2 separate regions of the Homo sapiens genome follow, and region 2 is linked to region 1. The links are chromatin loops, found by intact Hi-C in ENCODE. Cell type or tissue: OCI-LY7. All regions are shown on one strand. Links, peaks and the distances in the headings refer to the core of each region. The heading gives the core; the rest is flanking DNA. Region 1 overlaps FBXL13 (F-box and leucine rich repeat protein 13). Region 2 overlaps FBXL13 (F-box and leucine rich repeat protein 13).

What was found. A loop is a pair of places that touch in the nucleus more often than their neighbours do. Peaks named below come from ENCODE experiments on the same cell type or tissue, not always from the same donor. Only the 100,000 strongest peaks of a DNase experiment are listed, where the experiment ranks them.
Region 2: a loop joins it to region 1, with 2.0 times the contacts of the local background. A loop is called at or near these places in 2 of 110 quality-filtered maps.

The regions. Positions count from the first base shown.
Region 1 is chr7:102,938,045-102,950,603 of GRCh38, reverse strand. All of the region lies in intron 9 of FBXL13 (F-box and leucine rich repeat protein 13), which reads left to right. It overlaps LRRC17 (leucine rich repeat containing 17), which reads right to left. Exons shown (of 4, transcript NM_001031692.3): 3 at 11,019-11,174; 4 at 5,493-6,394. The coding sequence ends at 5,997. Among named protein-coding and RNA genes, the nearest start is that of NFE4, 29 kb to the left of the region's middle. RefSeq lists enhancers at 6,250-6,815, 9,878-10,378. In OCI-LY7, for the core only: no CTCF peak of the experiment used is centred there; no DNase peak of the experiment used is centred there.
Region 2 is chr7:103,042,093-103,054,651 of GRCh38, reverse strand. The region is part of intron 3 of FBXL13 (F-box and leucine rich repeat protein 13); the gene reads left to right. Among named protein-coding and RNA genes, the nearest start is that of FBXL13, 26 kb to the left of the region's middle. In OCI-LY7, for the core only: no CTCF peak of the experiment used is centred there; a DNase peak (open chromatin) is centred at 5,611.

The DNA.
Region 1 (12,559 bases), core at 1,932-9,931:
GCTTCCAAGTTTGAGCAAATATGAATAAAGTTGTTATAAACATTTATGTGCAGGTTTTTATGTAGACATAAGCTTTCAACTCCTTTGGGTAGATACCAAGGAACATGATTGCTGGATTATATGGTAAGAGTATGTGCTGTTTTGTAAGAAAGTGCCAAACTGTCTTCCAAAGTTGGCTGTACCATTCTGCATTCTCATCAGCAATGAATGAGAGTTCCTGTTGCTCCACATCCTCATCAGCAATGAATGGGAATTCCTGTTGCTTTACATCGTCATCAGCATTTGGTGCTGTCACAGTTATGGATTTTGGCCATCCTAATAGGTGTGTGGGGGTATCTCATTGCTGTTTTAATTTACATTTCCCTGATGACATTTGTTATGGAACATCTTCTCATATGCTTCTATCTTTCTGGTGAGGTGTCTGTTAAGGTCTTTGGCCCATTTTTAACCAGGTTGTTTTCTTATTGTTGTGTTTCTGTTTTTGTTTTTGTTTTTTTTTGAGACAGAGTCTTGCTGGTTCGCCCAGACTGGAATATAGTGGTACAATCTTGGCTCACTGCAACCACATCTCCCCAGTTCAAACAATTCTCATGCCTCAGTCTCCTGAGTAGGTGGGATTACAGGTGTGCACCACCATGCCTGGCTAATTTTTGGACTTTTAGTAGAGACGGGATTTCGCCATGTTGGCCAGGCTGGTCTTGAACTCCCGACGTCAAGTGATCTGCCTGCCTCAGCCTCCTGAAGTGTTGGGATTACAGGTGTGAGCCACCATGCCCAGCCTGGATTGTGAGGTTTTAACCACTATACATAGGATGTATATGTTTGTATATGTATCTGAGGTCAAGATAGCCTGTAAACATTTTCTTTCTTTAAATTTTTAATATTTTGTAACTAAAATATATTTCACGCAGTATTTTTCTGGAAGTGTACTTCTTAGTACAATTGTCTTCATCACAGAAACAACTGAGCATTCAAGCCTGAGTAGACCTTGATTTTTTTTAAGGAAGCAAATGTAATGTCTGTCTTATCTTGGTAATATTTTTAATTTACTGAAAATTATTTAATCAAACCCATTTTAATTCCAGAAAACTTGAGTGTGTCAAAGATAAAAACCATTCTTAACACATGGACACATAGAGAGGAATGATGGACACTAGGGCTTACCAGAGGGTGGAGGGTGGGAGGATGGAGAGGATCAGCAAAAATAACTAACATGTACTAGGCTTAATACCTGGGTGACTAAATTATCTGTACAACAAACCCCTGTGACACAAGTTTACCTATATAACAAACCTATACATGTACCCTTGAAATTAAAATAAAAGTTAAAAAAAAATTCTCAGAGATGTTTTAGCTTTTCCATTGTCTCTCCTGCCCCACTACCAACCCCTACCCCAGCTAAGATCAGTTCCTCTATTGGTGTGTCAAGAATTACACACATTTCTGGGAAGATTGGTTTTCTGACTGTTAGATTGAAGATAAATATTGGCTACTCTTTTGGGCTGTTTGGCTGATTGAACACAACAGTTGTAATCCTTATACCAGTAAAATTTTAGAAAATTAACTGTAGAATGTTATCTTAAAATATTTAAGGCTGGGCACAGTGGCTCATGCCTGTAATCCCAGTACTTTGAGAGGCCAAGGCACGCGGATCACTTGAGGCCAGGAGTTTGAGCCCAGCCTGGCCAACATGGCGAAACCTTGTCTTTACTAAAAATACAAAAATTAGCCAGGTATGGTGATGTGCAACTGTGATTCCAGCTACTTGGGTGGCTGAGGCACGAGAATTGCTTGAACCCATGAGATGGAGGTTACAGTGTGCCAAGATCATGCCACTGCACTTCAGCTTGGGTGACAGAGCGAGACTGTGTCAAAAAAAAAAGGCTGGGCGTGGTGGCTCACACCTGTAATCCCAGCACTTTGGGAGGCCAAGGCAGGCAGATCACAGGTCAGGAGATCGAGATCATCCTGGCTAACATGGTGAAACCCCATCTCTACTAAAAATACAAAACATTAGCTGGGTGTGGTGGCGGGCACCTGTAGTCCTAGCTACTCAGGAAGCTGAGGCAGGAGAATTGCTTGAACCCGGAAGGTGGAAGTTGCAGTGAGCCGAGATCATGCCACTGCACTCCACCCTGGGCGACAGAGCGAGACTCTGTGTCAAAAAAAAGAAAATAAATAAATCCTTAAAAGGCAGATGAGGGCACAGACTTAACAGAATTCAGACAAGTAGATCCTCATTACTGGCCGGGCGCAGTGGTCCTGTAATCCCAGCACATTGGGAAGCTGAGGTGGGCGGATCATTTGAAGTCAGGAGTTTGAGACCAGCTTGGCCAACATGGTGAAACTCTGTCTCTACTAAAAATATAAAATTTAGCCAGGCATGGTGGCGGGCGCCTGTAATCCCAGCTACCCGGGAGGCTGAGGCAGGAGAATCACTTGAACCCAGGAGGCAGAGGTTGTGGTGAGCCAAGATGGTGCCATTGCACTCCTGCCTGGGTGACAGAGGGAGACTCCAACTCAAAAAAAAAAAAAAAAGATCCTCATTACTGAATCCCTTTGATTTGCCAATTTGCCAGAGCAGGAGACTCAGATTTCTCAGAAACAGACATGAATTGATCCAGGGCATAGGCTCCAGAGGATGGAATGGTGAATGAATGAAAAAGCAGTGCTGCTTAACATTAAATATCTTTCTCAAGTAACTAGGCATTAGGTCACAGCCAACTCAGGACTCAGGAGGACTCCGTTTATAGTAAATCTTGTTTACTTCAGAAAAATCAGAGAATCTTACGACTAGGAAAGGGTTTTTTTTTTTAACTTATTTTATCCAAATATCCAAGTGATATATACGTTCAAATAGGTATATCTCAGGATAGTAGTATTTTTTACTACTGTAAAATATACTGATTTTTGTAACCTTATGAACTTGTATTGTCTGTCGTAAAAAAGAGACATCCAAAGGCAAGTTACAAGAGTAACTATAAAGTAAGAAATTGGTGGAAGAGGAAGTGTCTAATTGTTCATTCCATCATGAATCAACTACACTTCCCTGAAAAAGTTTAACTCTGATGTAGAAAAGGGGCAAATCTTAAGATTTGAAAGTCCACTTCAGTCTTGACCCTGAGAGATGTTAGCAATACCTACTGACTTACTTTTGGATGGCCTGGATTAATTTCTGTTTTGATGTGTTCAGGAGCTTTATTTCCAAATACATCCCTGGGGATTAAATTGAATATGAAAATCAACCAATAAAATCCCTAACTAGCCTCTAAAAATTATACTGAGAACAACTTGGGCTCTTTCTCTGAATCAGGTTTCATCTCATTTCATTCCAGAATCCTCTTGCCTCCAGTGTGATTCTGTTGTCACACCAGGCTTTTTCCATCATCAAATCTTGGCTCTTTCAGGTCCTATGTCCTTAAAATTCCACTCTGAGGCTCATGAACAATAATAAATGAATTTGTAAATAAATGAACTTCTTACATCTCTCTGGTAACATTTGAAATGTAGTAGCTGGCTTTCATGCCTCATAGTGAACAATGTAGGGATTTGCATGGAGAAGTAACGTCTCTAAGTCCCCACCTCTGACCCAGACCACTGGGCAGAGTGGTTAGAACCTCACAATCCAGTCCAGGCTCAGTGGCTCATGCCTGTAATCTCAGCACTTTGGGAGGCTGAGGCGAGCAGATCACCCGAGGTCAAGAGTTCGAGACCAGCCTGACCAACATGGCAAAACCCCCGTCTCTACTAAAAATACAAAAATTAGCTGGGTGTGGTGGTGGGCGCCTGTAATCCCAGCTACTCGGGAGGCTGAGGCAGGAGAATCGCTTGAACCCAGGAGGCGAAGGCTACAGTGAGCCGAGATTGCAACACTGCACTCCAGACTGTATGACAGAGCGAGACTGTCTCAAAATAAATAAATAAATAAATAAATAAATAAATAAATAAATAAAATAAAAATAGAAACTCACAATCCAGAGTTATTTACTGAAGCGTTAGCTCTGGCAGTTCTTCTGGCTTCCCATTCTCTGTTTCCTGTAAATAAATACAGATCTAAATGTCTCGGACAAAAGACTTTCTCCTGCCAACTGCCCTCACGAGTGCTCCCCCACTTTCCTGGTACCTGCTCCTCTTTGGGGTTTGGTTCTGGAAGTTCTGGTGCCAGACAGCCATGGACAAGGATAACTTTTACAATGCTGTGCAGCTCTGCATAGCAGAAAGGGCTTAGGCAGATCTGAATCCTGGCCCTGCCACTTGCCAGCTGTGTGACTTTGTCCAAGTTACCTAAACCCTCTACCTTGATTCCTCACCTATAAAAGGCAGACAGTATCACCTACCTCAGAGGGATTTTGTGAGAATTAGAAGTAGCATATGTGAAGCTCTTAGCATGGTGTCTGGCATGTAGCATGTGCTTTAAAAGTGCATGGCTGAGTGTGGCTCACGCCTGTAATCCCAGCACTTTGGGAGGGTGAGGTGGGTGGATCACTTGAAGTCAGGAGTTCAAGACCAGCCTGACCAACATGGTGAAACCTCGTCTCTACTAAAAATACAAAAATTAGCCAGGCATGGTGGTGAGCACCTGTAATACCAGCTACTCGGGAGGTTGAGACAGGAGAATCGCTTGAACCCGGAAGGCGTAGGTTGCAGCGAGCTGAGATTGGAGCACTGCACTCCAGCCTGGGCAACAGAGCAAGACTCTTATCTCAGAAAAAAAAAATGCCTAATACTATTTGTTATATACCATCTTCCATGCTTTGGGAGTTTGTGCAAGTATCAGATAAGGTGGTTATTTGCTAAACTTTGTAGGAATACCTTGATACAAGAAATGAAAATGTATTCAACTCAGCATGAAAGGAAAATGTATATTAAAAGGAAAAAGTAGTATCTCACTAAGGACATGCGAATATTTCTTTTCACTTTATTTTTCTCTTTGCAGAATATGACTATCTAAATGCAAACTGATGGGATCAGGGTCTAAAATCCTCCACTGATTTCCTCTTTTGCTGGTGATCTAGTTCTCTAGGTGAGCTCATTTTAACCTGCAAACCCAAATCACGGGGCTTCTTTTGGGCACCACCTCCTCCCTCAGTGGCCTCGTATTATTTCCTATATTTTATTCTGGCTTCATCCCAAATACTGCCCCCAAATCCTAATTTCATTCTTTATTTTATGCTCCTCGACATACTAGCTTAGCAGGAAGGGCCCTTTCTCACGGACAGGTGGATTCCCAGTATGAACCCTGCTCAAAACAAAAACAAAAACAAACAAACAAAAATGGTGTCTCCATATTCACGAGTGTTTATACCTCTTCAGGGCTCATGCTTCACACCATCTACAGCTGTTATTCAGGGTCCTAGCTTCTAACCAGCTTCCAATGTAATTCTCACATTCTCTTCTTATTGTTTGTGACAATTCCCTTTCAGGTCTAGCTTGACAGTACTTTGCAAGGATCAGTGAAGAGTGGTTGAGAATTTGGATGTATCAGGACCTCATTTTGGAATGCACAGAAATCAGAAATGGAAATTTATTTAATGTATAAGATGACTTACTGAAAAAAAGTAGAGGGGTAGGGAATGACATTTTATTATAACAGCATTTGTATAAAATCATTTTGATCATCTTTAAGTATGCACAAACAGCTATCGAAAGGCATGTAAACATGAACCAAGTTTTTTTTCTTTATTTTCTAAAAGCAGTAAAAACATTTATACAGGACATTATGAAAGTCTAATGCCATCATTAGGACCCAACTGCTGCAGGTTACCAGTGTGGAATTGCATATCACCAGATGCTGTTCCACAAATGGACAGGCAAGCAGGATGATAGCATTCTCTTGATTACTATAATAGTCACAATAATACTTATAATTAAAGAAAGCTTCCTTTAGCTGGATTACCCTGCATAAATAGGCAACACAGTTAATCAAATGTAAACATATGTTTTCTAACACCAGTATAGAAAATACAAAACTAATTACAATCAGAACAATTTCTACCTTATCCTACTATAGTAATTATTACGCTTTGCTTCTTTGCGGTGTGATCTCTATGTTTTTTTTCCCATTCATCATCTTCTGTGTCTTGGTCAAATGACTCAGGATATGCTGGTAACTTGTCTTTGGGGCATTCTTCATAGTAACTTCTAATATATTTTCCCACAGACCATCCTTTGTATTCTTCAGGCGTTTTGCATTCCAGGCCATTAAAATGGACATTGTAGTGGTGCTTTAACCAGTAGTAGAGGTAGTGAATGTTGTAGTCACATCTCCAAGGGTTATCTCTGAGCCACAAGAGTTTCAAAAAATACAAGTCTTCTAATACGCCATAGTCAAAGTTTTGCAGACTGTTGTTTGATAAATCTAATTCTTCTAAATGTGTGAGCCCTAAAAAAGCGGCTGGAAACAGAAAATATTTATTGAGCCTGAGTAATTGAGTTAATACAGTGTATGGCATATGGAAAGGACAAATACAAATTTTAAAAAGAGGCTTAATTTTCCCCTTTGAAAATAAAGAGATTTCTTTTCCTTTCTTTTTCTCAGAGCTTTTACTTTAGAAAACTTTTAACTATAAGTACTTTCTCCTCTCTTTGAAATGTCTTTAAATCCTTTTGAAGACTAGATAGGCTTTTTGTCACCTTTATGATGCAAGAATGTATTTTCCAAGGACATCTCCCAGCTCTGGTGGGAAGGTGGGGTCCTAACTTTGGTGAGATCTTGCTTCCAGTTGCAAAACTACCTCCTGTCATGAAGACAGAAATTTATTTTTCTCTGAATAAGGCCAATAAGCTAACACAGATGGTCACTCCATTTACCAGGTAAAGTTAGGATGAATTATGTGTGACAAAAGGTGTTGTCAAATCTTCTTCCTTAAGGATTCGTTATTGCTTGTCCTGAAAACGTATATGTAATGGGTGGTATCTGCTTGGCTACACAGGGATGAGATTCCTGTAATGGGTGGTATCTGCCTGGTTACATAGTGGCGAGAGTCTTTGCAGTCTCTTAGTGGATTGCCTGTGATATGCGTCACATTCTGGTTTAATGCTTAGTCAATAATGAAAGTGTTTCTTTCGTTACTACCTTTGTGGAGAGAATTTCTGGATTGATAGAAGGTTTTGTTTTTAATTATATTTCTTCACTGTAAATGTGTCTAAATGCAAAATTGTGAAATATATTGTTACTCAAAGCTTTTCCCTTGATTAGTTTTACTAGAATACAATATTCAGTTTTAAGTTAGCTTTAAAAAATGTATTTTGGGCTTTTTTTTTTTTTGGTATTTACTTGGGAAAAAAAGATGCTACAAAAAAGAGACATGAATTAAGAAAATATTTCGCATGTAAGACAAGTGCAGATAAAAATGAAAAATGTGCCGGGTGGTGATCTGACAGTTCCTGGGATATCAGTAACACTGAAAATGCCTAGAAAACAACCTTTTCCCAGTGTTGGGGGAAGGGTTCTATTCCTGTAGAGTCCAAAAACAATTTTTCCACATTTTGAAAACATCTGGTTGTATTTTGGCAAACTATGGTAGCTATCAGCTTTGAATCCATATGTATTTAATTTTGCTGGAGGCTGGATAATTAAAACCAATATAACTGAAAATAAAACAACAAAAAGCTTTTTTCACCCTCTAAGAGCAAAGAAATCTACACCTGGGTTATCTGTATTCCAGTTGATATGGACCAGCCAGATACTCCAGAAATACTCACAAATATTTTGTTTCTATTTCAAACATTATCTCATTATTGTTTTAAAATACTCTTGTAGAGCATAGCGTCCTTATTTTGAATTAGGAAAATATGTGGTCATACCAATACTATTAACTATTTTCATATTATCTGTTCTCAGAAAAAACCCATAATTCCCCCTTAAAAAAATAACTTTCTATTTTGGTACCAAGCAATGTCTTGCGGGTAGGGGACAAAAGATCAGCCCTTGTGTTCTGAAGATACTGGATTTTTTCTATTTGCTAAAATTCTGTGAGTCAGTGATCTCACAGATTTACTTTTCTCAAGACATTAGACTTTGAGATTAAAAGCATATGTAAACATTCCTAGATTTTATTTTGAAAGTGTTGTATATTGTTATTTAAACCATATATATTCAGGCACTTGAGAAAACTAGTTTTAGTCTGTTTCTTAAAGGAGGTAAAAACCCCCTAGTAGGGTATCTTCTTTCTCTTTTCCACAACAATGTCTGGCATTTTATATGATTGTTATTCACGTCTTTTAAAGTCTGGCAACTCCCACTGCATTTGTATACTTACCACAGCAAAAATCATTCACGTAAGTCTACTTGCAGGGTTTCATCTCAAAGACCCTGAAATATAGGAGACCTTTCATTTTAAAACTTCTTTAGGTCATTTTGCCTTAACTGCCAAGATACTTTTTTGTTTCAAAAGAACTTTTGTTCTAGGAAAGTGCTTGGCATTTGGTAGGTGCTCAGTAAATATTTATTAATGTAGGAAATACGTTCCTGAGATTGAATTGAACAAAGGGGGAAAAAAGAGTACCACCACTGATGGTAGAGACCATTTTGTGTCAGCAAGGAACACACATTTGGTGAACAAGATTAAAAGGCCTTCAGGGGATCCTAAGGACAGAAAAGGAATCCCTGCAATTATGGGAATTCCACAACTGATGAAAAGTATCAGTTACGGGAAACATGTGAAAAACATCAGTAGAAGCAAGGCAAGTCCATTTTACACTATTATCTATCTCTTTGCATTGTCTTCTCATTTTTCTCAAGTTTTCTTTGTATACTAGTTTTGTTGTAACTAAAACATTGCCACACTGTTACTCATTACTTTAATACATTTAACTTAGGACATATAATAACTATTATAATCTTTTTTTTTTTTTGAGACAGCTTTAAAACTTGTTTGCATTGATAGTTGGTAAACTACAGTTTTGCTTGTGGATGACAGCAGAAGGAAATTAGACACTTGCCCAAGGACCTTTGGAATGGCTTTTGCTTGTCCTGAGATTCTTTAGTTTGTAGCCATCCAATGGGTTCACCTTGCCCGCTGCCTAGACAGAGTCTATTTATCAAGACAGGGGAATTGCAATGGAGAAAGAGTAATTCATGCAGAGCTGGCTGTGCGGGAGACCAGAGTTTTATTATTACTCAAATCAGTCTCCCTGAGCATTCAGGCATCAGAGTTTTTAAAGATAATTTGCTAGGTAGGGGCTTGGGAAGTGGGGAGTGCTGATTGGTCAGGTTGGAGATGGAATCATAGGGGGTCGAAGTGAGTTTTTCTTGCAAGAAAGGGTCTCCACTTCCAGATTCTTTACCCTGTACCCTGGCTTTGTGGACATGACACTGGCTACCAGTGACTGACTTGCACACTAATGTAATGCTAACTTCATTTGGGAGAAGGGTGTCTGTAGTATCCTTATTTATTGAAAAATGAAAATTGCTTTTGACTTCACAGTTCAAACATACTCCCAAGTTAGCATCATCTGTAACAAGCTAAGGTATAAGTGTAGCATACTGCTGTCCCTTGGGAAATTTTAAAAAATTATGCTTTTCTAATTTTTAAAAAAAGGTTAACTCTAAAATATGCCCTTGTGGCTCCAGAATGTTCATTCTAATTTTTCACTTTTATTGTGTTAAAATTCTAATGTTCTATTAATGGTATTAGATTATCATGAAGAAAAGCAGGGGAAACAGTTGTACTCAAAATGTTTATAACATTACATTACATTATTAATAATTTTAATAATCATTTTCATAGTTAAAACTTTTCAAATTGAAGTAGCCTAGTGAAAGCACTTGTGTTATATATGTTATAAATCTGGTCAATATTGCAGTAATTCTCAGTTCTTTCCAAATCCGATGTGTTTACTTAATTTACCAAGCTCATTTTCGCCAGAGGCTTTGCTTAGCAAATGGAGAAGAGATTTGAAGGATGGGAAAGAGAATTGGTCTTGATCTAGAACTAGATATAATATGTCTGGCTCTGGTTTGAGCACATTTTATCCTAATTTGAGCTTAGTGCTTAGCAGTTTGTTTCTAATTTATTCTAAACAAGATGGGGCTTAATGAATAGCAAAAAAAATTCCAAATTTGAATTTCCCTTTAAAAATCACTACATTTAGGCCAGGCATGGTGGCTCACGCCTGTAATCCCAGCACTTTGGGAGGCTGAGGTGGGCGGATCATGAGGTCAGGAGATAGAGACCATCCTGGCTAACACGGTGAAACCCTGTCTCTGCTAAAAATACAGAAAAATTAGCCGGGCGTGGTGGCGGGTGCCTGTAGTTCCAGCTACTTGGGAGGCTGAGGCAGGAGAATGGCGTGAACCTGGGAGGCGGAGCTTGCAGTGAGCCGAGATTGCACCATTGCACTCCAGCCTGGCAACAGAGCTAGACTCCATCTCAAAAAAAAAAACAAACAAAAAAAGTCACTACATTTGGCCAGGCGCGGTGGCTCATGCCTGTAATCCCAGCACTTTGGGAGGCCAAGGTGGGCGGATCACCTGAGGTCAGGAGTTTGAGACCAGCCTGACCAACATGATGAAACCCCATCTCTACTAAAAATACAAAATTAGCCAGGCCTGGTGGCACATGCCCATAATCCCAGCTGCTTGGGAGGCTGAGGCAGGAGAATTGCTTGAACCCAAGAGGCAGAGGTTGCAGTGAGCCGAGATCACACCATTGCAATCCAGTCTGGGCAACAAGAGTGAGACTCCATCTCAAAAAACAAAAAAAAAACCACTACATTTTAGTATACTATTGACCATTTGCCATATATTACTTTAAAAATCTATAACACACTATTTGGGCTAACTGAATTAAATGGTAGTAATATGTGGTATTACATACTTCATAAAGCAGCATTTTGGCAAGTATTTATCTGAGTGGCAAACAACTCCTAGTATAAGTGTCATGTTTAATTAAAACTTGTACTTTATTATTTAGTTCAGTTACTTTTAAACTGAATTTACTGTATATAAGTGTTGCCATAGAAAAAAATCACAGAACACTTGCCACCCATTGAAGGGGCTATACAGGGGAACTTACCAGGATCGATGAATTCAATGCCATTGCTGCTGAGGTTTAATTTCTTCAGCTCATGAACATCTTCAAATTCCTTGGGTCGAAGTTGGTTGATTTTATTGTATGACAAGTCAAGTTTAACAATATCTGGAGGGATGTTGTTTGGCACTTTTTTCAACTCTGGAAAATTTAATAATATTTACGTTATTATGCTCTTTTTGCCCCCATTTCCTCGGTCACCGTTATATCTGTGTGATTGAAGAATCAGCTCTTAAAGAGAAGGGGTAAAGGGATATCTAAAGCCAAAGAAAGTTAGTATGAAACAAGCCTTAGCATACGCTAAATTCCATCAAAGCCCAGCAAAGCCTACAGTGACTTCCCATCTAATTGTGATGAAAGCCAGAGTCCTCACTAAGGCCCTATAAAGCCATTAAGACCTGTAGGTCATCCTTGTCACCAAAGTCAGAACCTCCTAGGTTCTAGAAAGCAGCCTGTTTATCAGGACTTGCTTATTGAACCCACATCTGCTGGGCTGGACATGAAGGTGGATGACAGAGCAACCATTTTAGGGCAAGCTAAAGTGGGTTAACCACAAATAAATGGGTCGAAAAAAATGTTTATGAGAACACCCTGACACTAGGCCTAGGCAATGTGGCAGATCTGTGGGTGCTGGAAAAAGAATATAAACTGCAGAATCCATTTTGGGATTGTCAGCAGCAGTCCTGGGTAAAAATAGCATCCACAAGTAATACCAGGAAATGCAAAACAAAGGCTTTCCTAGTGTGGCTTAGAAAAACACAGGAAAATCTCATTTGCTGTGTTGATAAATAGAAAAATTCTTTAGTTCTTTTACCTTAGAACTTCAATGAGAATTGCAAATATTGCAAATATTGATGCAAAGTGTTTGCTTTTGATAAAGAGTATATAAATATACATTTCCCCAGACCAGAAGGAGAATTTGATCAATGCCCCTATTTCTAGTCCAGGTACTATGTGGTATGCACATTTCATATATACTGCTACCCCAAATTCTTGGTAAATGCCTCAACAAATACCATATTTACTTGATTATTACCCCTTACAAGCTTGCTCCTTCTCCAGCCAAATCTTGTTGATTTTGAGGAGGAAATTAGGAAATTTCTCCAGGTAATTTCCCCATTTAGCAGGCTATATTGGTTGTCAGCAACCTCAGAACTACTCTGAAAGCTTGTAGCAGTAAGAAAAGAGACATAAATGGCCCTGTTTATTGCATATACAAAATTCTTAACTATTGTTCAAGCTGTAGTAAAATTGTGACCTTAACTTTGGAGGCAGCTAAGGGTAATTTACCTGCGTAATTCTCCCCCATCTGATGTTAGAAGTAAAATAACTCCTTAAAAATGGTAAACTATTCTGGTCAATGTGAAGCTAAAGCAGTTTAAAAACTCTGACTTTCATGTATTCTTGACAAATCCGTTTACCTCAATATGGCATAAATATGCCTTTCAATTAGTCTCACATTTATTCCCTTTGAAACACTAGGATTTCTTGGCAAAGTACCTGTTTCTCAGTGAATAAAGCTATTA
Region 2 (12,559 bases), core at 1,740-9,739, 100 kb before region 1:
TCGTAATGACATGACCAAAATATTATTGACATCCAACTTAAAAGACAGATCTCATTGTTACTGAAAACTGGTACCAGCAGCTAGTTTTGATCCTGTAAAGAGGGCAAGGAAGTAATTTAGGACATGAAGACTTTAGAACAAAGATAAATGTTTAAGAGAGGCTAACAGAGCAAAAGGCACATGAAGAGAGAAATACTAACACAAATTAGATATGTGTGGAACCATGTGTGATAACTCTCTCTCTTTTTTTTTTTTTTTTTTCCAGACGGAGTCTTGCTCTGCTGCCCAGGCTGGAGTGCAATGGCGCGATCTTGGCTCACTGCAACCTCCACCTCCCGGGTTCAAGTGATTCTCCTGTCTCAGCCTCCCAAGTAGCTGGGATTACAGATGCATGCTGCCACGCCACTAAAATATAATTTTTTGTGTTTTAGTAAAAACGGGGTTTCACCATGTTGGCCAGGCTGGTCTCGAACTCCTGACCTCAGGCAATCCACCTGCCTCAGCCTCAGATTACAGGTGTGAGCCACTGTGCTTGGCCCGTGCATGATATCTCTTGATTACAGGGCTGTTGTCTGGTAGGTCCAGGCAGGACTTGGAGTTGCTACTGAAGTTGGATGTTGAAAAGTGGAATCAAAGCCATGTTCAAGGTGGGGGCTGAGAGGCAAAAACAATTTGAGGCATCTGTTTAGAAGGATGGGTGGAGAGTAACACTGGATCCTAATCAGTGGTCTGCAACAGAGAAACAGAATTAGAGGGATGAGATGATTCTGAGGTGCCAGTACACTGGGCAGAACCCATGTATCCCATCCTACTTGATCTGCATCATGGTGTGTAGGTGTTTTTATAGTACTTTATTAACCACAGACTTTTGACCTATGGAGTGCAGATATCTGCAAATTACTGTGTTTTTGGAGCTGTTTGGGGACAACCTCAGGAGCTGAGGGAGAGGCCTAGGGGACAGGATTCTGGGTTGTGTATGCCTACTCCTATACTCCAGAATAGTTTTGGTTTCAGTATGATTTTGCTTGAGAAAAGCTTGACAACTATTGCTAAAATATGCTAAAGTTTTTGAAAACCACTGATTTAGCGTGGTAAACCCTATTGTCAATATTACGACAAAGACCTTATATAAAATCAGGCTGTGTCCAGTGTCCAGCTAGAAGCCCGTAGGGAATCACTTAAAAACTGCAGAGAATTCTGGCTGGGTGCGGTGGCTCATGCCTGTAATTCCAGCACTTTGGGAGGCCGAGGCAGGTGGATCACCTGAGGTCAGAAGTTCGAGAGCAGCCTGGCCAACATGGTGAAACCCTGTCTCTACTAAAAGTACAAAAATTAGTTGGGCATGGTGGCGGGTGCCTGTAATCCCAGCTACTCAGGAGGCTGAGGCAGGAGAATCACTTGAATCAAGGAGGTGGAGGTTGCAATGTGCCAAGATTGCGCCACTGTGCTTCAGCCTGGGCGACACAAGAGCAAGACTTCGTCTCAAAAAACAAAACAAAACAAAACAAAACAAAAACAAACAAAAAACCTGTAGAGAATTTCAAGAGACATCATAGCTACTTCAAACCTAAAGTTTTATTAGAAAAGGAATTGTCGGCTGGGCGCAGTGGCTCACGCCTGTAATCCCAGCACTTTGGGAGGCTGAGGCGGGTGGATCACCTGAGGTCAGGAGCTTGAGACCAGCCTGGCCAACATGGTGAAATCCTGTCTCTACCAAAAATGCAAAAATTAGCTGGGCGTGGTGGCGGGTGCCTGTAATCCCAGCTACTTGGGAGGGTGAGCCAGGAGAATCACTTGAACCTGGGAGGCGGAGGTTGCAGTGAGCCGAGATCGTGCCACTGCACTCCAGCCTGGGCGACCAGAATGAAACTCCATCTCAAAAAAAAAAAAAAAAAGAAAAGGAATTGTCAGAGATGTTTCATGATGTTGAAAATGCAAAAGTTAAAATATTAGAAGCTGATCCAAACTTAGAGTTATGACAGTTTGCCAAGGCATAGAAAAGGTGTCCACTTCATATAATAAGTTGGAAATAATAAAAATGAGATATGACTTTGCAAAAGCAATGACGAAAATATTTGTTAAGGTTAGACATGAAAATGTGAATCTCCAAGTGTCCTAGGGTTGCTTGTTAGAGGGCTCAACCTAGGTTGGATCCACATTAATTTCTCCTCCACCGTCAGAGAAAAATGAAATTTTTTTTTTTACAAAGAAGCAAAACACTTTAGTCCTCAATATTTTTGATATTTTAAAGTATATACACTAAAGCCAGGCACAGTGGCATGCACTTGTACTCCCATCTACTTAGGAGGCTGAGGTAGGAGAATTGCTTGAGGCCAGGAGTTTGAAACCAACCTGGGCAACATAGTGAGACCTCATCTCTTAAAAAAAATGTATAGTATACTAAATGAATATTGGTTTTACTTTTTTTCATATGCCTTTCCTATGTGGTTTTCCATACCGTTATAACTGGCAGTAAAATGATTTTTAATGTTTCAACAAAAAACTTCAAAGGTTATGAATAACTATAATTTTTCCCATTAATTGTGGATTGCCTAATTGCAGGGTTTTTCAGTCTTACACTACACAGTTCTGCACAGTGAGGACTGCCAATATGTGCTGTTAAAGTGATCTAAATATGTCCTGAGAAGGACTCTGTACTTCTGTATTTGAGTTCTTGTGGAAGAACTGCAACCTAGCTTAATAGGTAGACAAGATTGAAAACCTAACTAGGAGTATGTGCCTGTAACAATAGCTGAGACTTGGCCAATCCCAGCAGCCGTACTTTAACCATTCATACACTACTGAGTGTTCAAACTGTGTTCAACCAAGGAAAACATCAATCTGTAACCAATCCAGCTGTTCTATACCTAATTCCAATTTCTGTACATCATTTCCCCTTTTTTGTTTATAAATCTTCCACCAGGTGGCTGCGCTGGAGTCTCTGTGAATCTGCTGTGATTCTGGGGGCTACCTGACTTGCAAATTGTTCATCGTTCAATTAAACTCCTTTAAATTTAATTCGGCTAAAGTTTTTCTTTTATCAGATGGTGTCAGAAATGGGATCTGAGGTAGAGCTTCTAGCGACCCCAGGAGCGTTGAGTGAACTGAACAAACAAGGTACCTGCAGGACCCACTTGTGTTCACTGATCTCTCAGAGCAGCTGGGGATCGTGGGTAAGCTCTCTCTCGGATTTCAGAGCTCCATGGATTTGTGTTTTGAGCTCTCCGAGTTTCTTTGAGCAAATTTCTGATCCAAACAGGGTTTGGAAGTCACGACAGAAACTCAGCTGGGTCCAGGAATGGATTTGATCTGGGAATTAATTGGCTTGGATCCAGTTAGAGGTCTCTTACACCTGACTGGTTCAGAAAGGAACTGATAGTAAGCAGTAATATTGCAGGGGTTATAAAAGTTGGCTTTTGAAAATTCACAGGAATTTTTATGTTCTACCCCTTTGTTTCATTTTTCTTGCATGCTTAGGTAGGAAAAATCATTGGCTCAGTTAATCAAGAGACCCTGAGAATCAAGCCAATATTTTAGGTAAAAATGAGATCCTTAATTTCTGGAAAACTAAGTTCCTTCCAGCTTATACATTAGGCCTGGGAGGCAGCATAGTCTTAGAGAAATGACAAAATCTTACTAAAGGTAACTTACAGTGGAATGTTCCAAATGAGCAACAAAGCAATGAAGTGTGTTTAAAAATGAGGGTTCTCAGTAAAGTCTCTTTCAGTTAAGAACAGGTTTGGCGCTATGGGATGTTAACTGCTATTCTCTTTTGATTAATCTGTCTTGTACTTTTTGCTGACGGCTATAGGTGACAGTATTAGGCATGTACAGGACCATGGGACATGGGAAGCTTTTTCCTCCCCAAAAGGGGAAACTTGAGAGCTGATGGGATTGCTGGAAAAGATGCCTTCACTACTGACAAGTGGCCGCCTGAATTTTTCAGTGTCATTGCAATGAGTGGGTCTTGCTCTGGCCTCCCTGAGCTCTTCACCTTCCCCACCTTGCCACAGGCAATACTTTTCTTTCTCTACCTTTCCTTTCCTATCTTTTCTGTTACTCAGGGCAACCATCTTGCCCAGAGACCATGTGTTGAAACTCCTAGTTGGAGGTTGGATTAAAGATGACAGGGGCCATCTGAAGGCAAATTTAAGCCTTACCAGTTTGATATTGGGTGCTAAGCAGAGTGGCTAATGTCTATGTTTTATCATATGTGTTTTGTTCTGGCCAAAACGAAAAAAGTTAATTTTCCTTTATGATGCAGCTTGGCCCCCAGGGCGATGGTGTGGCAAGCTGGGACGCTAGGGCTGCTCAGGGAAAGGGAAAGAAAGCCCAGAAGCCTGGCATGCTAGTAAAAGGGTAAGAATTTCTTACCAGTCATATTTCTGGCTTTTTTCCTCTTTTTCTTTGTGCAAAATGGTTAAATGAATGGCAAAAATTACTCTTATCTCCCGTGTAAAGTTTTGATTGATACAAAAAAAATTCTGAGGCTTCTCTTAAGCTGTAGTGAATCTGATGTGCTTTGTGTGTCTTTCTGTATTGTTCTGTCATAAAGAGGGGTACCTTAGGATAAAATGTGTGCCCAAAACCTCATAAGCCTGTTGTTCAAGACGACCCAGCAAACTGGTCAGTTATGTGCTTAGGCGCTTGACCTTGTAGCCACGTGGCTATGCTTTCTCTTTTCACAATGGTGGCCTGGGTTCAGAGTTCAATCCCTAGCTTAGGGGATGAGCCTTTCTGATTGATATTTGGGTGACCTTTGCCATTTTTTGATTCTCTTCCCCTCCACCAACTGTCTTGAATTTTCCTTTCTCAGAGCACCTGTGAGGTTACCTTGGGTAAAGTTTAAAAGCCAGAAATATCAGCTCTTTGGCCTGGCTAAAGTCGGGTAATAAGAAATTTTAAAAGGACTTTATTAAAGAGTGCTATGGTTAAAAGTCAGCTTAATTAAAAGTGGATATTCAAGCTCTCACAGCCTGGGACTCCTTGGGAAAAACAGGAGGCACCAGAGATCCTTTCTTGGCCCTGTTCTTGCGAGGACTCCACCCCAAAGCCAGTAATCTAATTAAGAAACTTAAAAACTGGTGAATGGAAAATCTTACAACTACTGTAGTAATCTTCTTTGGTTTGTCTGTGTAGTTATATATGTGTTGTGTGTGTAATGTTTGTATAAAAGAACTCTAATTCATTGGTTTAAACAAAAATAAGTGCTTAAATATTTTGAAAGAAAAACTGTAATGCTTTTTAGTTCATGTAACTTAAGTCATCTTTGGGAAATATAAACAGCTTTAAAGATTATTGATAAAATAAAGACATTTAGTCTAAATTATGCAGGTCAGATATTAGGTTTGCTTAATATGTTTAAGGCCATAAACTGCTTTGACCTTTGAAAATTGTTGAATTTATTTTGGAGACATTACATTCTAAATAAGTCCTGGGGATATGTGGAATTAGCCATGCCACCTAGCTATGAAAAGAAGGTTATAAAGAAAAGAGATTTTATATAAGAAAGGATCTTGTAGAGTAAATTCTTGTCCTAAAGTAAAATGACTGGTTGTTTAAAAAGAGGGATGTTTAGGACAAGTCAGAAAGACCAAGCATGTTGTAGATGGTCTGTGTAAGTCGTGAAAGGATTCATAAAAGAAAATTTATGCACCAAAAGTGAAAGTTGCTAAGAATTACCATTATAACATGTGATTGAGACTACTGAAAAACTAGGTTTACACGCAAGGTGTGTGAGGAGAATGAAACATGTTTTTGGTAAGAGATTATAAGAATGCATGGGAATGTAAATTTTTACCTAGTTTAATGGGTTAAAGGATTGTTTTAAATTAAATAGAATAAAGCTAAAGGTTTGAACAAGTTGTGGAAGGTTTGTAAAAATTTGTAAAAGAAATTCTGTGTGTGAAAATATTGACTAAATTTAAAAGTGTATTGTTCAGTTTTTCTGTAAATTGAACATTGAAATAAAAGCATAATAGGGTTTTCTTAAAGCACTAATCTGCTCTTTAATAAAAATTGGTAAAGGGTTATAAAAGGTTTATGAAAATCTCACCTTATGGTCAAACTGATTAAGATTAGATAGATTTGTCTGTGAGGTTTTATTAAAAATTGGGGTTGACATTAATAGTCCACTAATGCAAGGGTGAAATTTGGCTTTCTCTCTTGAACAAGATTTTCATGTAATATTAAAAGGTAATGAAAGATTTTTGTTTTGTTTGCCTTTTAAATACACTATCAAAAAAAAAAAAAAGAAAGGAAAGACAAAAGACAGATTGTTTGGAAAGCTGAGTCTTCCCTCTATCAATGAGTAAAGGTTTTTGCCTTTAAAAAATTTTTTGAGTCATCATTTTGGCTAAGTGAGTGACTTACAGTGACCTGGAATTCTAGTTCATAATATCAAGTGTTTTAAAACTTTATATATATATCTTTATATTTAATAGGCTTCCCAAAATTAAATTTCAGCTTTAAAATGGTCTTTTCTGACCTCTAACTTTGGAACGCTACAGAGGGCCCCTGAAGCATCCAAAAGAGAGGTAAACAGAATTATTTAACATGTTAAGTTACATGGGAAGCATTGTCAAAATAAAAATAATGTTTAATCTTCAGGTTATATTTTAGTGAATGATATTAATGTATGTTCTAAAATTGTATGGGGCCAGGCACAGTGGCTCATGCCTGTAATCCCAACACTTTGGGAGACCGAGGAAGGCAGATCACCTGAGGCTAGGAGTTTGAGACCAGCCCGGCTAACATGGTGAAACCCCGTCCCTACTAAAGGTACAAAAAGTTAGATAGGCATGGTGGCGGGTGCCTGTAAGCCCAGCTACTTGGGAGGCTGAGGTGGAAGAATCACTTGAACCCAGGAGGCGGAGGTTGCAGTGAGGCAAGATCGTGCCTCTGCACTCCAGCCTGGGTGACAGAGCAAGACTCCATCTCAAAAACAAACAAAAAAAAATGTATAGGACTTATAAAATTCTAATATGTCTGAGTATATACTGTCAACCATAATTATAGTTATTATGTTAAGTTATTGTATATCACAGAAATAACCAAACTTCCTTGTATAGAACTGCTAACCCAAGTAAAACAAAAAATTAATTAAATACCAAGAAAATACTTTGCCAAGATTTTCATGTTAAACCAGCCGATAGTGAAATTGATTAGATATACAATTTGAATTCCATAGTCTAAGTCTCATTACCTGTGATAACCATTAGTTATCAGTGCTATGAATTTAAATTGGAGAAACAACTGGTATTCAACAGGACATAAGTCCAATATTAAGCATAGACTCATGGAAGACCAGGAAGGCTATCTTGTCCTTCCTGAGCCCTTAAAGCTTTTGTTATTAAAGGCTCTGCATTCCATGACTCATCATGGAAAAGATAAAATCATCCAAATTGAATATATTGATATAATGACTTATACATTTCAAAAATAGTTTAAAACCAATGTTTGGTTCCATATTCCTGGGAAGACAATCAAACCTTCATGTACGCTTGGCTATCAGGTACGTTTGGCTATCCGATGGGTCATTTAAACATTTATAAAGGGAGTTCATTCAACTGTCATTTTTAATGCATGTTTTATGCTACAGTAATTATTACGCCACAGTATATTTTCACCAGGTAAAGAAAGTTTTTATGGTTCACCGAGGATAATCAACTGCTTCACAGTCTAGAACCTAAAGACTGGATCTTTTGAGAACATCAGAGAAAGACTGTGCTTGCCATCCACACTGCAACAAAACTTTGGAACCTTGAACTTTAAGTTCATAATCTCACAACTGAGAAGGGTCCCTCCACACTATTGGAACTGTACACCCATTGGAACCCTTAAGGTAAAACTAACCAGGAAAGTTTCTCCCCAGAATAAGATGGCATCCTTGATGTAAACAGCTTTTCCCGAGATCACAGATCAAGACATCTACTATTGTGAGACTCTTATCTTTGAATATTTTTTCCTTATTTATGCCTCTGTAGCCAATAGAAATGATGAGGGGGTCTATTATGTGCACTTATAGGGTATACTTTTATTCGTGAAGGATTTTGCACCAGCCTTATACATGAATAACTTTATACTTTGATGGATAAAAGATGAAGGCCCAACATAGGTGAGAAACTTTAATGGTATATATGTCGCCTCATAATCAGTCAAAACTCCTCTTAGCCCACATCATGGGTTAAATAGAACATTGCCAGGAGGCCTTCACTCTTCTAGAAGGACATCATTTGTTAGGTCCTTTTTCCATGGTTTAGAATAAAAGAGGCAATAATTAGAAATGTATCCCTCATGATAGGCTGTATAGCAGATTCTAATGTAAAGCCTATTGTTACACAACAGACTTTAAATTCTCTTGTGAAAGTTATGCTAAATAATATAATTGGCTAAACAGAAAAGTACCTGTGCAGCTTCTGACACTTGTGGCCTATGGAGAAATACATCAAACGTAGATTATAAAAATTCAGTTGTAGATGATTAATGAAAAGACCACTTAAAGCAAGTAGACTCTTTATCCAGCTCATTCTTTAATCTATTTAATTTTAGGTGGTTCGGTTTATGGGTACCCTGGGTAAGGAGCATACTCTAAACTCTTGGTATTATCCTCCTGAGAGTCATAATAATAGTCTCCCTGGTGCACTGTATTCTCTCGAAGGTTTTAAATCTTGCATGCAGCCACCTCTAGAATGTCAAATGGTCTCTCTTCAAATGGAAAGACGAGCTGAAAGAAATGTGCGACCATGAGATTACTATAACCTATGAATGACGTGGTGAGACTGGAAACCCAAAATGATGGTAACTGAGAGTGGCACTAAGGCCCTAAGTTTTGGTCACACTTTCACCTAAGTGAGAACCTGACCAAAAAGGGGGGAATCTTTTTTAAACAAAGTTGTGGGAGGCCACTGTTTTGGACTAAGCTCATTCACTAGGCCCCAACAGGCCAAACCAAACTAAAATGGGGTCACTTATGCTAAATGTGACATAATCAAACTAAGACTTTACGGAAACACATAGATCCTAGAACAGACCAGGTTTTGTTTTTCTCCTGTAAATAGGACATTCCAGCATAAAGAGGTACCCATAAAGGGTCCCTCTACTCATACTTGTTTTTACCTTTGCAAAACTCAATGTTCTACTGTTTCCCAGTATGTTTCAAGACCAAATAAGTACTTTTACAATGGTGATAGTGACATTGATAATTAAAGTTTTGGTCAATCTCTCAAAATTGAGAAAATGACCAAAAGGGGGAAGTTGTTAAAGTGAACTAAATGTGGCCTGAGAAGGATTCCCTGTTTCTATATTTGAGTCTTTGTGGACGAACTGCAACCTAGCTTAATAGATAGACAAGATTGAAAACCTAACTAGGAGTATGCACGTGTATCAATAGCTGAGTCTTGGCCAATCCCAGCAGCCATACTTCAACCATTCATACACTGCTGAGTGTTCAAACTGTGTTCAAATAAGGCAAACACCAATCTGTAACCAGTCCAGCTGTTGTGTACCTCACTTCCAATTTCTGCACATCATTTCCCTTTTTGTGTCTATTAATCTTCTTCCACCATGTGGCTGCACTGGAGTCTCTCTGAATCTGCTGTGATTCTGGGGGCTGCCCAATTCACAAATTATTCATTGCTCAATTAAATTCCTTTACATTTAATTCGGCTGAAGTTTTTCTTTTATCATTGCCTATTTATAAAGGATAAATATGTCTCTACTTAAAGACGAGTGAATACAGGAAACTGTGAGTAAGCCAAATAGTAAAGAAAAAGTAGGAACTGCTCTCATAATAGTAGAAGGAAAGACAATTTCATTGTTTCAAGCATTCCAAGATGAAAGAATCAACCATTGTAAGGAGGAAATGAACTTCACAGACTTGGTTCTCATTTCTTAGGAAATGAAATCTCCAGATGGGCCTTCTAACTACAAGAGAAAGCATATATAAAATTTAAAAAATCTTTTTATTATGGAAACATTTTAATATAACACAGAAGTAGAAGGAATACCATAATGATCACTCATCATCTAACTTGAACAATAATCAGCATTTTGCCAATCTTGTTAATTTATTCTCTCTTCCTCCATTTTTGCTGGAGTATTAGAAAGCAAATCCCAGAAATTATATTATACTGTAGTGTGCATCTCTAATAGGAGATTATATTTTTAGAGAATAGAAACACAGTGCCACTGTCTTATGAATAAATAACAATAATTCCTGAATGTCATCTAGTCCTGATTATATTCAGATTCATATTCTATATTTTAGTTTCCCAGATTGTCTCAAAAATGTCTTTTTACATGTGGCTGTGTTCAAATCAGAATTCATACAGAGTCTACATATTGCACTTGGTTGTTATTTATCTAACATCTCTTGTAATGGACAAGAATTCTCCTTGTCTTATTTTTTCTGCATGCGACTTATTTATTGAAGGAAACGGGTAATTTGTCTTGTAAAATGTCCCAGGTTCTCAATGCTTCCTCTAGTGTCATTTTACTTACTCTGTTTCCCGTATTTCATGCAAGCTGGTAGTTAAATCTAGATGCTTGATTTCATTCAGGTTCCCCCCTACCAACATTTTGTGTGGACAATAATATTGCATAGAGGTGTTGTGTTTTTCCTAGTGCATCACATCTGGAGGCACACATGATCTGGTTGACCCACTTTTAATGAATCTTGACTCCTAGAGATCTTAATATCATTCTGTATTAATTGTATCCTACAATGTGCATATAATGATTTCCGAATAACATTACCATAGAACCACTAACAAAAAGACTACTGAATGCAGTTTAAGAAGATTATGCAATTCTTTTTGCTTTTAAGATGTGTATATTCAGGTTGGGTGCAGTGGCTCACACCTGTAATCCCAGCACTTTGGGAGGCCAAGGCAGGTGGATCACCTGAGGTCAGGAGTTCAAGACCAGCCTGGCCAACATGGTGAAACCCTGTCTTTACTAAAAATGCAAAAAAATTAGTTGGGCATGGTAGCACACACCTGTAATCCCAGCTACTTGGGAGGCTGAGGCAGGAGAATTGCCCAGACCCTGAAGGCTGAGGTTGCAGTGAGCTGAGATCATGCCATTAGACTCCGGCCTCGGCGACGGAGGTGCCATAATAAACATACGTGTGCATGTGTCTTTATAGTAGCATGACTTATAATCCTTTGGGTATATACCCAGTAATGGGATTGCTGGGTCAAATGGTATGTATTTCTAGTTCTAGATCCTTGAGGAATCACCACACTGTCTTCCACAACAGTTGAACTAATTTACACTCCCGCCAACAGTGTAAAAGCATTCCTGTTTCTCCACATCCTCTCCAGCATCTGTTGTTTCCTGACTTCTTAATGATCTCCATTCTAATGGGCATGAGATGGTATCTCATTGTGGTTTTGATTTGCATTTCTCTGATGACCAGTGATGATGAGCTTTTTTTCATATGTTTGTTGGCTGCATAAATGTCTTCTTTTGAGAAGTGTCTGTTCATATCCTTTGCCCACTTTTTGATATGGTTGTTTGTTTTTTTCTTGTAAATTTGTTTAAGTTCTTTGTAGATTCTGGATATTAGCCCTTTGTCAGATGAGTAGATTGCAAAGATTCTCTCCCATTCTACAGGTTGCCTGTTCACTCTGATGATAGTTTCTTTTGCTGAGCAGAAGCTCTTTAGTTTAATTAGATCTCATGTGTCTATTTTGGCTTTTGTTGCCATTGCTTTTGGTGTTTTAATCATGAAGTCTTTGCCCATGCCTATGTCCTGAATGGTATTGCTTAGGTTTTCTTCTAGGGTTTTTATGGTGTTAGGTCTTACATTTAAGTCTTTAATGCATCTTGAGTTAATTTTTGTATATGGTGTAAGGAAGGGATCCAGTTTCAGCTTTCTACACTTGGCTAGCCAGTTTTTTCAGCACAATTTATTAAATAGAGAACTCTTTCCCCATTGCTTGTTTTTCTCAGATTTGTCAAAGATCAGATGGTTGTAGATGTGTTGTGTTATTTCTGAGGTCTCTATTCTGTTCCATTGGTCTATATATCTGTTTTGGTACCAGTACCATGCTGTTTTGGTTACTGTAGCCTTGTAGTATAGTTTGAAGTCTCCATGATGCCTCCAGCTTTGTTCTTTTTGCTTAAGACTGCCTTGGCTATGTGGGCTTTTTTTTGGTTCCATATGAACTTTAAAGTAGTTTTTTCCAATTCTGTGAAGAAAGTCAGTGGTAGCTTGATGGGGATAGCATTGAATCTATAAATTACCTTGGGTTGTATGGCCATTTTCATGATACTGATTCTTCCTATCCATGAGCATGGAATGTTCTTCCATTTGTTTGTGTCCTCTTTTATTGTGTTGAGCAGTAGTTTGTAGTTCTCCTTGAAGAGGTCCTTCACATCCCTTGTAAGTTGGATTCCTAGGTATTTTATTCTCTTTGAAGCAATTGTGAATGGGAGTTCACTCATGATTTGGCTCTCTGTTTGTCTATTATTGGTGTATAGGAATGCTTGTGATTTTTGCACATTGATTTTGTATCCTGAGACTTTGCTGAAGTTGCTTATCAGCTTAAGGAGA